2 separate regions of the Homo sapiens genome follow, and region 1 is linked to region 2. Evidence: chromatin contacts called from ENCODE Hi-C or POLR2A ChIA-PET data. All regions are on one chromosome and are shown on one strand. The core of a region is the stretch at or near the end of the contact, and the rest is flanking DNA. Distances in the headings are between cores, read along the strand shown.

Region 1 (5,497 bases), core at 121-2,620, 64 kb before region 2:
TCTTGTATTTTTAGTAGAGACAGGGTTTCACCATGTTGGCCAGGTTGGTCTCGATCTCCTGACCTCAAGTAATATGCCTGCCTCGGCCTCCCAAAGTGCTGGGATTACAGGCGTGAACCACTACACTCAGCCCTGAACGATGGACTTTCATGAAATAGAAGCTAGCTTCGTCTATTTTAAGTAGAGTGAAAAGATTTTTGTGAGAAGAATTGGGGTGCCTCATGGAACCCACGGGCAGGCTTCCCAAGGGGCTGGAAGCAAGAGATCTCTCCCCTGGTCTTTGTCTCTGCTGTCTCTCTCTGTTTGTCTCGGTGTCAACAGGCGTGAGCCACCGCACCCAGCAGTAAAATAAACTTTCTAAATTGACTGGGACCTTTGATTTCTTAAGAGAAGATGATCTGTTAATGCAGGCACTGGGGAAGAACATCACTGAGAAGTATGGCTGGAGTGCACACAGCCTGCTGGGCTGGTCCTAGGCTCTTTGCCCACTCTAATAATGGGAGATGGATTCAGAGGCCTAAACATACAAAGAGGTTCTTGTGCAGGTTGTTGTGCATTAGAGGAGTCATGTCTTAAGGAAAAAGGCCTGGGAGAGCTTCCCATCTGCCCAGGGGAATTTAGGAGAACTGGGCCTTCCTGCTGAGAGGCCAGCGTGGGAGTTAGTAGGGGGAGCCTGGAGTTGGGATCTGCTCACTGAGGCCATCTGAGGCCAGTCTATAGTTATAATGATTTCCTAGCTCTCTGTCATCTTTGGAGGTAGAGGAAGAATTATTCTTCCTCGTGTAGTAAGCAGAGCTTTATGAAAACCAAAACAAAGACTGAAAGACCAACCAGTGAATGTTGGGTAGGGAATTTTTACTGCCCAACAGGGAACTGCACCCACCTGGGAGATGAGGTTGGAGGAAGAGAAATGGGGTAGGTCTTTCAAGCCAACAAGGTGTGCCCTGTCTCTTTGGAAGCAAGGCTTCTGAGATGATTAGTGGCTGTCTGGTGACATCGGGCTTGCTGAGAAGGCAGGCACCAGGCTGGCTGGAGAAGGTTTGTTGTTGGTGGGCAGGCGCTACGGCGCCCACTGCTGGGTCTTGGTGCATCCAAGGGGAGCCAGCCCTGCAGATCTGCCCAGTGCTGGCCGGCCGGGTGGCCAGTGGGGTCAGTCTGCTTCTTGTGTGGCTCTGCCTCTGGCTTTGCATCAGGTGCAGGGGCAAAGGGGTCATGGCTGGAGAAAAGTGGTCAGTCTTCTGTGGAAAGCCAAGGGGCTTTCTGTGTGTGCTAGAGGGCAGGGCCCATGGGTCTCGCACAGCCCACCACAGGCAGGCCGGGGCCCCTTCTCACCACCTCCCTACCTACTGGTATTTCTCTAGGGCTCCCTCTCCCCTACTTTCTCACAAGCTGAAGAGCCTGTGGCCTCCACCCCCAGCCCCTGGGAAAAAGCCTGGCTAGGAAGCAGTTGCCTGGAGTCCGGCAGGAAACCTGCACTGGTGTGGCGGAGAGAATGGGTGGCTCTTCCTTATCTGCCGGGACGGAGCAGGCCGAGGGGTAAACAGGAGGCTGTCCCAGCACCGGGAATTCCTGGATGAGGTGTTCCTCTTTAACTGGAAGGAAGGGATATCCTGTGTATTAGTCCATTTTCATGCTGCTGATAAAGACATACCTGAGACTGGGAAGAAAAAGAGGTTTAATTGGACTTACAGTTCCACATGGCTGGGGAGGCCTCAGAATCATGGCAGAAGGTAAAAGGAACTTCTTACATGGTGGTGGCAAGAGAAAAACGAGGAAGAAGCAAAAGCGGAAACCCCTGATAAACCCATCAGATCTCATGAGACTTATTCATGAGAATAGCACGGGAAAGACCGGACCCCATGAGTCAATGACCTTCCCTGGGTCCCTCCCACAACATGTGGGAATTCTGGGAGATAGAATTCAAGTTGTGATTTTGGTGGGGACACAGCCAAACCATATTATCCTAACATTGATTATCAAGATGGTCTCATCCAGGAATCCTTCCAGACCCACAGTAGGAAGGGGTGAGATGCATGTTTGATTTTGGGGACTGATGGCCAGGATACTCTCTGGGTTGGAGCCAGGAACCAAGGCCCCTTGAGGCCCGGCTTTGGGGACAAAGCAGAGAGAAATCAGGATCATAGGAGCACTGTCTGAGGATCAGCTAGGCCTGGATTCAAATCCAGACCACCCCTCGCCAGTGTGAGCTAAGCCCGCACCTTAGCCTCTCTGAGTCTCATCTGTGGATGGGGGTCACACTGCTTGCCTCCCTGGGCTGCCTGTGACAGTGTGCACACCCTCCACACACCACATTCGGGCCCCAGGTGGACATTTGCTAGGAAACTGCACAGCCTGGTTCCACTTTGTCATTCTGAAGCCACAGCTTGCCTGTGTGAGTGGGGACAAGAATAAGAAAGGACCTTGCCCAAAGTGCTCAGTCTTCAACACTGGCCCCTCTTCTGCAGAGACCTTGCAGGACAGGGCCTAAGGAGATGTTGTGGCCACTCGATGACCTGCCGTCTCTGTAGGGGATCAGGAACCACAGGTCTGGGTTGGCGCTTGGGTGGAGCTGGGGATACATTTGGGAGTCTGGCCCACATCACTGTTAGACACACGGAAGACTCCCGCCAAATCCATAGTCACCAGGCCTGCAGGGACCCTCCGAGGATGTAGAGAGAACTGCCTGACTGAGGATGGGGCAGTCATCCCTTCCTGTGTCCGGGCAACTGGAGAGAGCTGGGAGTCAATACCTCACATGGATGGTGGGGCCCAATAGCCCCGGCCGCATGTGCTTATTGAGCACTTAACATGGGGCTCATGTGAGGGAGGAAGTGAATCTTTAATTTTAGCTTATTCCCATTTAAATGGCCACACACAGCTAGTGGCTGCTGCCTTGGCTAGCCCAGGCTAGGCTGCAGTGGTTCCCAAACTTTCATGAGTATAAGAATCACCCAAGGAGCTTGTTGAAAAGTAGACTCAGAGATTTGGGTTCAGCCGGTCAGGGGAGAGGTCAGGGGAGAGGCTCTGGAGTTGCACCTTAATAAGCAGTCCACACTCTGATTTAGGGGCCACCTGGCCATCCGTTCTGTACTCCTCCTCCTTTCTTTCTTCCCAGCCCAGCTTTCTCTTTTACTGTCTTCTTATTCTGTGCCTTTGCCTCCATCATTTTATTTCCATTCCATTCCATTCCATCTATCTACAATTATGTGTCACTTAACGACAGGGGTACATTCTAAGAAGTGTGTCATTAGGTAATTTTGATATTGTTGTAAACCAAAAATAAAATTGTAAGGCCCCACCAACTATCTGAATGGACTCCTGCTCTCTTCCAAGGGCATTCCAAAGTTAACCTGAAAAACTAGTTCAGGCCTTGACAGGAACTGGGAGCTGGACATACCTCATCATTCCCTCCTCCCTTTTGGAATTACTGACAGAACAGACTCTTTAAGTCTGATAAGAAACATTTACAGTCTGGTCTCCCTGAAGCCTGCTACCTAAAAGCTTCATCTGCATGATCAAACCTTGGCATCCACAACCCCTTATCTCAACCCAGACATTCCTTTCTATTGATAACAACTCAACTAATTGCCAATCCAAAAATCTTTAAATCTACTTATAACTTGGAAGCCCCTGCTTTGAGTTATCCTGCCTTTCTGGACCAAACCAATGTACTGTTACATGTATTGATTGATGTCTCATATCTCCCTAAAATGTATAAAACCAAGCTCTACCCTACAGCCTTGGGGAAATGTCGTCAGGACTTCCTGAGGCTGTGTCACAGGCGTGGGCTTAGCCTTGGCAAAATAAACTTTCTAAATTGAGACCTGTCTCAGATACGTTGGGTTTACATTGTGCAAACATCATCGTGTATACTTACATAAACTAAATGGTGTCACCTACTAAATGCATAGGCTATAGGGTACAGCCTATTGCCCCTCGGCTACAAACCTGTACAGCACATTACCGTATTGAATACTGCAGGCGACTGGAACACAACGGTAAGTATCATGCATCTAAACGTAGAAAAGGTAATGGGTTGTGCTGTGGCATCCCTAGGTGACAGGGATTTTCTTGGTTCCTTTATAATCTCATGGGACCACCATCATGTAAGTGGCCAATCATTGACAGAAATGCTGCTACACGGCACATGACTGTATGTAAATCTTATTAAATGGCTTAATGAGTGCTGCCAAACTTCAATGGGAGGCTGATGATGAGGAGTGAGGTGGGGAGGCCAGACCCGGGTATGTCTGCCTACAGCGGTAGAGTAGCACACACCCGTGAGCGTAGGCATATTACTCAATTCTTTAAGCCTCAATTTCCTCATCTGAAAGGGAATGCAGTAATGCTTTATAAGAAGACGTCAAGGATTAAATGAGATTTAATAGGAATCCAATAAAGGTGAGTTCCTGTCTGCATTCCTCAATCCCTCACCCTCTCCTGTTCCCTTCCAGTAAACCAGCACGTAGAGACGAGGCCTGCAAGTAACCCATCTCCCCTCGTCTCTGTGATGGGACCAGAGATCCACCACCAGCATCCTCTTTTCCCTCCTTATAAACATGACTTCTATTTGTCCCTCAACATCTTTGAATTCTGAACTTTTAGGGTTCTCATAAGAAAGTAATTGGCCGGTAAACTGAGGTCTGGGCTGGGAAAATCCTGACCAGGGCTTTCTCCAGGAGATGAGGTTGAGGAGAAGGTGCCCCCATCATGGTGGATCAAAACAGCCAGAAATAGCCCAAAGGCCTTTGGGAGGCCCAGTGGCTCAGGCACTTAACATGGGTATCGCAGGGGAATCTGGGATGACAAAGATCCTCAGAACCCCCCAGCAGCCATCCAGAGCTCCAGGACCTCAGAAACAGCCGCTGAGGCTTAGGAGCTGTCCTTGGAGCCAGTCTGATCCGGCCTGGTGGGAACAGAAACTTGTGAAGTCCTGCAGCCCTCTGTCCCTGCCTACGGATCAGACCCAAGCTCCCTCAGTGAGAGAGGGTCACTCTGCCAGGGGTAGGTGAATCTTTCATGTTGGCACCTTCCCCACCCCCTAGGGACAACTGGAGAGGGCTGGTGGTTCCTGTCTCCAAGCTCTTCTCCATAAATTACAGGCTTCTCAGTTTTCTGTGACTGATCTGATTACCTCTGGCATGTTTCAGGTTCAAATAATGTTGTCCACCTTTCCCAGAAACTGGATATTGGGCTATTCCCTGGCCAATTGCTCCCTGATATCAGGAAGGAGCCAGGGTGGAGGTAGCAAGTCTCATTGCCCAAAATCTCTGATGGCCGTGAGCAGAGCTGGGGGCCAATGGGCCGGACGAAGTCATGGATTCCTGAGGGAAGAGGCAGCTTGTAGACCTCACAGGATCCACACACGCCCCCACCCACATCAGGACCAAAGTCAAGGCCAGTCTGTGATCTTTGTGCTCCCCTCAGCTCCCAGGACTCCTTGGAGACAGACGAAGTACCATCCAGGCTGGACATCCCTGGTTCTGACCTGGCCTCT
Region 2 (5,386 bases), core at 2,056-4,555:
GTCCAGGACCCTTGCCCTGGCCATGAGGTGGAGGGTGCAGCAGGCTTCAGCCCCAGAGGGCCACCTCGCGTCCCCAAGAGGCAGGGGTTGGCTAGGGCTCCAGGGGACCCTTTCTCTGGGGCCATATATGAGGGTGGGTTCTACTCGGTCCTGTGAGCACCCTTGGGCTGCCTGCTCTGCCTTGCCAGGCTCTGCCTGCCTTCCTGGTGCCACATGGGGCTGGGTGTGGGGAGCAGGGGAAGGAGAGCCACGTTCCCCTCCTGTCCCAGAGACTCTTAGAGAGATGAGGTAATGTCTGTAGCTGCCCTGGGGAGGGGATGGGACATGCACAGTGAGGCGACCATCCGACTCTCACTCCATGCTGCATAGGGACCCTGCACTCTGGGTTTCAATGCATTCCGTTACCCTCGTTTCCTCCTCCGGAAGCCGCCACAACATGCTAATCCTTCAGCAGAGCTGCAAGGGACAGAGAGGGAATGGAATCAATATTTATGAGGCCTTCAGGCCCGGCATGGTGGCTCACACCTGTAATTCAGGTGTGGCTCACACTTTGGGAGGCTGAGGGTGGATCGCCTGAGGTTGAGAGTTTGAGACCAGGCTGGCCAACACAGCGAAACCTTCTCTCTATTAAAAATACAAAAATTATCTGGGCGTGGTGGCAGGTGCCTGTAATCCCAGCTACTTGGGAGGCTGAGGCAGGAGAATTGCTTGAACCTGGGATGTGGAGGTTGCAGTGAGCCGAGATGGCGCCACTGCACTCCAGCCTGGGCAACAGAGCAAGACTGTCTCAAAAAAAAAAAAAAAATTATGAGGCCCTCAGGAAACCTGGGGGTCCATCCATCAACGCCAATCTGTGACCTCGTTCAGATGTTTCTCCAGCTCTGGCTGCTGGAACGTTTATTCCTCCATCAGGGCTTGGGCCATTCCAGGCTGGGGAGAAGAGGCCAGAGGGAGGAGGGAGGCCCCCAGCCAGGTTCCGGCTTGGGCAGTGCAGCCAGCAGAGGGGCTTAGGAGCAGCAGGCAGTGGAGTCCTGAGCAGAAGCAGGAGGGTTGCAGGGCTGTGCTGGCACCAGCCGTGGTACAACTGGGGCATGGATGATGACTGAAGATGGTCAGGTAGAGGAGAGTTGAAGCTTCTACCCTACATGTGTGCTCACTGTTCAGGAGACTCATCAGCGCTGCTTTACAGTGTGGTCGCTGGCTTTTCCCAAGAGAAAGAGGAAACTGCCAGGACTGCTAAAGGCTGGGCCCAGGACTGCTGCTCCTTCTATGGCTCGACACAGGGGGAAGGGGGACAGCCTCGCTTCTTGCTGGGGCTGATCACAGGGGAAGAGGGGTCCAAGGCCACCATTGGAGACCACGCATTCTACGTGAGGGCCACGGGTCCCCCTGTGTCTGCCTTTCCACGTGGGGAGGGGTACATAGCAGCTGTGAACCTCTCATCTGCTGCCCCAGGCTTTTGGATCCTGTCAATGCACAGACTCTGACAGACTCAAACATCTGCCTTCCAGCCTCGGCCATGTACTCTGGTGACTTCCCCAGAATGAGTGTGGCAGGTCGCCTTGATCCAAGTAGCTGCCAACTCACCCTTGCCCTCTTAAACAGCCCCTTTGTGGACAGTGGTCAGTGACAGAGACATGGGTGACCTGCTGAGTGGGAGGGGAAGGCTCCTCTCTGGAGGTTCAGAGGTGGAATTCAGACCCGCAGGCCAAAGTCTCAGAAGGCAGATTTTACGCCCACGCAGGAGTGAATAATAAACTCTTTAATACTGGAGTGGTCTGATTTCCAAAAGGGGGTGCCCTGTCCCTAGAAGTGTTCACACAGAGGCCGGATCATCCCTGCCGGGAGAATGAGAATGAATTCCTACACTCGTGGAGAGGCTGGACTCTTTAAACTTCCAAGATTCCTCACGCTTTTAATCATCCTTCATTCTAATTATCCAGACCCTATTTGGTGACAATTATCATTTGCAAGTCCCAGCAATCCTCATTTTGGGGGCCAATCCCTAGTTGCTTGTGTAAGTAAGCATTGTTGAGAAAAGGGTCCAACAGCTGGAATCCAGGAAGGCCCTACCTACCTAGGCACCATGTTAATGCCCAGCTAGTCAGTTGGGTCCAAGCGGCTTTGAGTATTTCTATTTTAATATAACTGCATGAAATTCGCGCACCCGGGAAAGAGCTCGTGCGGGGTCACTGAGCACCTTCTTTTCTTGGCCCTGAGGTTGGGCTGGGGGTGGAAAGGACCCTCAGCTCAGAGCCCTCCGTGAGGCCCCCAGCATCTACTGCATCACAGATTGGACTGTCCCCAGCCACAGGACAGGGCTCAGGCCTCCCAGTTCTCCAAGAAGCGCATTCCCTGGGGTTGGCCCACAGGACCGGGCTTCTCCGTTCACCTTTTCTCTTGGATTCGTGCACCACCTTGGCTGTACTGAGAAGCAGTAGTGTGAGCAACCAGGTTTGAAGGCCACAGGCTCTGACCCCAATGCCCACCCTGTGCTGCTCCGGAGGAACTCTCTGGGGTCTCCTGCCCCTCAGGCTCCAATGCCGGCCCCAGCCTCACTCTGCCAGGGCCATGGATCCTGCCCTCACAGCCCTGGGGGGGAAGGACCAGTGCCCAGGCAAAGCTCCATGCCTGGCTCACACAGGCCCACAGGAGAGGGAGGAAAAGTCTCCCTCATGAGTAGCCAGGGTCAGGGTCCAATGAGGGCCCTTAACATGTAAAAGATGTAGCTTGAGCTCAATCAGCTTTAACCTTGTCTTTCCATTACCTCATAAAGTAGCATGGAACTCTTGACAAAAGTAGCAAAGCTCTGAGGAGATGTGCGCTTACTGGCTTTCTAGCATATTCCAAAGTTCTCTCTGCCTCCAGGTGTGTTGCTGCTGCAGGGCTGCAGGTAGGCATGGGCCGGGCTGCAACTTGGGGCTCTTCTGAGGACCTGGGACTCTCCCCGGGAAGGGCGGCCGTGCAGCTGTTTCTAGATCAGCGAGGATTTCACCACAGGACTCCCATTCTGTGATCGTGCTTCCAGGCTGACCTGTGGCACGTGTGTGCAGGGTGTCGTGCATGTGTATTGTGCGTGTGGTGGGTGTCCACTGTGTAGTGTGTGTACACATAGTATGTGTGGTGTGTGTATACTGTGGTTTCTCCCCTGAGGCCGGCGCCTCCGGGTGTGGTGTTGGCGCTGTGTCTAGGGTTTCTAGAAGGGGAGGAATGAGGGAAAGAGGCCCCTCCGGGCACTGGGACAGGCTCAAGGGGAACAGCCCCGAGCTGGGTGTTGGCTGAGTGTGAATTCCAGCAGCCAGGCTCACAGACCCGTGTCACCTCTGACGTCAAGTGGCAGGGACACGCTAAAAGCCTTTGAGTCTATTGATTGAGAAGGCTCCAGAAGGTTTTGGAGCGCTGGAAGAAGGCCAGGCCTGGAATTTACGCGTCGGCCTCTTGGTGTCTCCTCCCGCTGAAGGGAGTAAATCCAGGCAGGTCTGGGGCTGCCGGGCGGGCACCTGGGGCGGAGGAGCCTCGAGGCTGTGGTCCTGCAGCACCACCTGGGGGCGGCGAGAAGAGTAGCCGCAGAGGCTCGGGAGGACGCGCCCTCGGGTCCAGCCGCAGCCAGCACACCGGGAGGTGGTCAGGGGTCATCTCTTCTGCGCCGGCCCCAAAGTAGACTGTCCAGTTCCCTGGGAGATACTGCGAAATCTGCTTCATGTTTCCATTCGTAGACAGGAAAAAAAAAAGCCCGCCCCAAAAGCCTGAGCTTCCATTAGGATTACCTTGCCTGGGGTCCCAGAGTGACCATAAAACACCATTTCCCACCCTCCCTGCCCCATTGGTTTGTCAGAATACTGCTTCCACTAAGAGGTACCATCGTTTAAGATTCTTAGAATATTCTACCTAAAAGGCCTGAATATTCTCATATTCATGTGTGGCCTTAGAATGAATATCCAGCCTGAAAGGAGATGGTGAAGTATGCCTGCCTCATAGGGAAACTGAGGCTCAGCAAGGCTCCGTGGAAGAGGGGAAACCTTACCCTCTGAGTGCTCCATAATGGAGTCTATGGAATAAACTGACAGCAGGCGGATTAGCAGGAGGAAGGGTGACCACATTTATTATGCACATGGATGCATCATGGGAAAGAAAAGTGAATATCTCCAAACCAATGAGAGACCTAGAAGCTTATGCGCCTGACTCACCGCGGAGGCAGGAGAGGGGATGGAGGTGCCATGGGGAGAATGAATGATTTGGGGAAAGATGAATGGGCCCTTGGGAGAATATGGGTAGCCTATGACAAAGTTGGCCTGGGCATGGCATCAACCTTCAGTCCCCTCTGCTGTGATGCGAGTCTCCCCTGGCTCATGAATTTCCTGGGGAGGGGGATTCATGATAATTGAGGTCCCTTTGGAGGGTCCGTCTTTAGGCAGACAAAGGCAGCTCAGAGCAAGCCTCCGCCTGCATCCTGTGCTGCCCAGTGCCTTCGGTTCAAGGTAGCTGGCATACCGTGTTTGGGTGGCACTTCCCGAACTCCTTCAGCCCAGTCCCTTGACTTTAAGCCCAGTGCTCTTTCCACTGCTGTCCACGGTGTGTGGCCCTCCCCCCGTGCAGGTGTGTGACTGGGCACCCGCAGAGGGACACCAGGCCACAGGGAAAACAGAGAGAGGCAGACCCAGATAATGCCAAGATGTGCACAGAGCTGAGTGCTGTAGAAGGAGCTGCAGGCATGGGATGGAGGGTGTGACACCAAGTGGTACCACCCACAGGACACATCTGCTGCGAAGATACTCAGACTGAAGTCTGGGTCCCAGAGAAATGACTCTTTATAGCACCTGGAAAGGCTACCCTGCTGCCTGCAGTCTCTGTGGAACAAAGAAGAAATGAATATTGCAATGCATGTCACACGTAAATTCAGCATCTAGCCCTGTTTGTACTTGACCTGGCCTGGCCACCTTGTTACCTTATGCTCCTCATCACAAACTCCTCCCCAGAGCCAGGCTGCTGGCCTCCCTGAATATCCTGCTTTCGCGCCTTTGCTTTTGCTGCTTCCCCTTCCCGGAGCACCTGCCATGCCCCCCTCACACCTTAGCATGTGAGTCGAAGCTTCCTGTACACAGCCAGGGGCTCCTGGAGGGGTGTGTTAGCTTCCTACAGCAGCTGTAACAAAGTCTTACAGACCGGGAGGCTTACACAGCAGAAACCTGTGGCCTCACAATTCTGGAGGCTGCAAGTCCGAGATCTAGATGTTGGCAGGTTGATTCGTTTTGTGGGCTGTGAGGGAGAATCTGTTGCAGGCCCCTCTGCTTGGCTGGTAGTCGACCATCTTCATGTGTCTTCATGCATCATTCTGTGTGTGTGGCTGTCTCCACGTTTCTCTTTTTTATAAGGACACTATTCATTT

The links. Hi-C counts contacts between places; a loop is a spot of excess contacts on that map. ChIA-PET counts read pairs that join two places held with the same protein, here RNA polymerase II (POLR2A). Pooled maps may share reads with other maps.
Region 1: a map of heart right ventricle shows a loop between it and region 2 (2.4-fold over the local background). The contact joins two enhancer-like sites. A Hi-C loop is called at or near these places in 12 of 168 maps with a recorded cell type or tissue (Caco-2, HepG2, PC-3 and 5 more), 1 of 37 single-sample maps with no recorded cell type and 6 of 50 pooled maps. POLR2A ChIA-PET finds 5 or more read pairs at or near these places in 3 of 52 experiments (H1, MCF 10A and WTC11).

The regions. Positions count from the first base shown.
Region 1 is chr1:223,016,006-223,021,502 of GRCh38, forward strand. No RefSeq gene overlaps it. Among named protein-coding and RNA genes, the nearest start is that of TLR5, 120 kb to the right of the region's middle. Within about 2 kb of position 1,371, at least 3 of the 41 ENCODE cell types and tissues checked have a DNase peak (open chromatin) inside an H3K27ac peak, as active enhancers do; they include heart right ventricle, where a contact is called at or near this core.
Region 2 is chr1:223,078,051-223,083,436 of GRCh38, forward strand. No RefSeq gene overlaps it. Among named protein-coding and RNA genes, the nearest start is that of TLR5, 63 kb to the right of the region's middle. RefSeq lists an enhancer at 563-1,076. Within about 2 kb of position 3,306, at least 25 of the 41 ENCODE cell types and tissues checked have a DNase peak (open chromatin) inside an H3K27ac peak, as active enhancers do; they include heart right ventricle, where a contact is called at or near this core.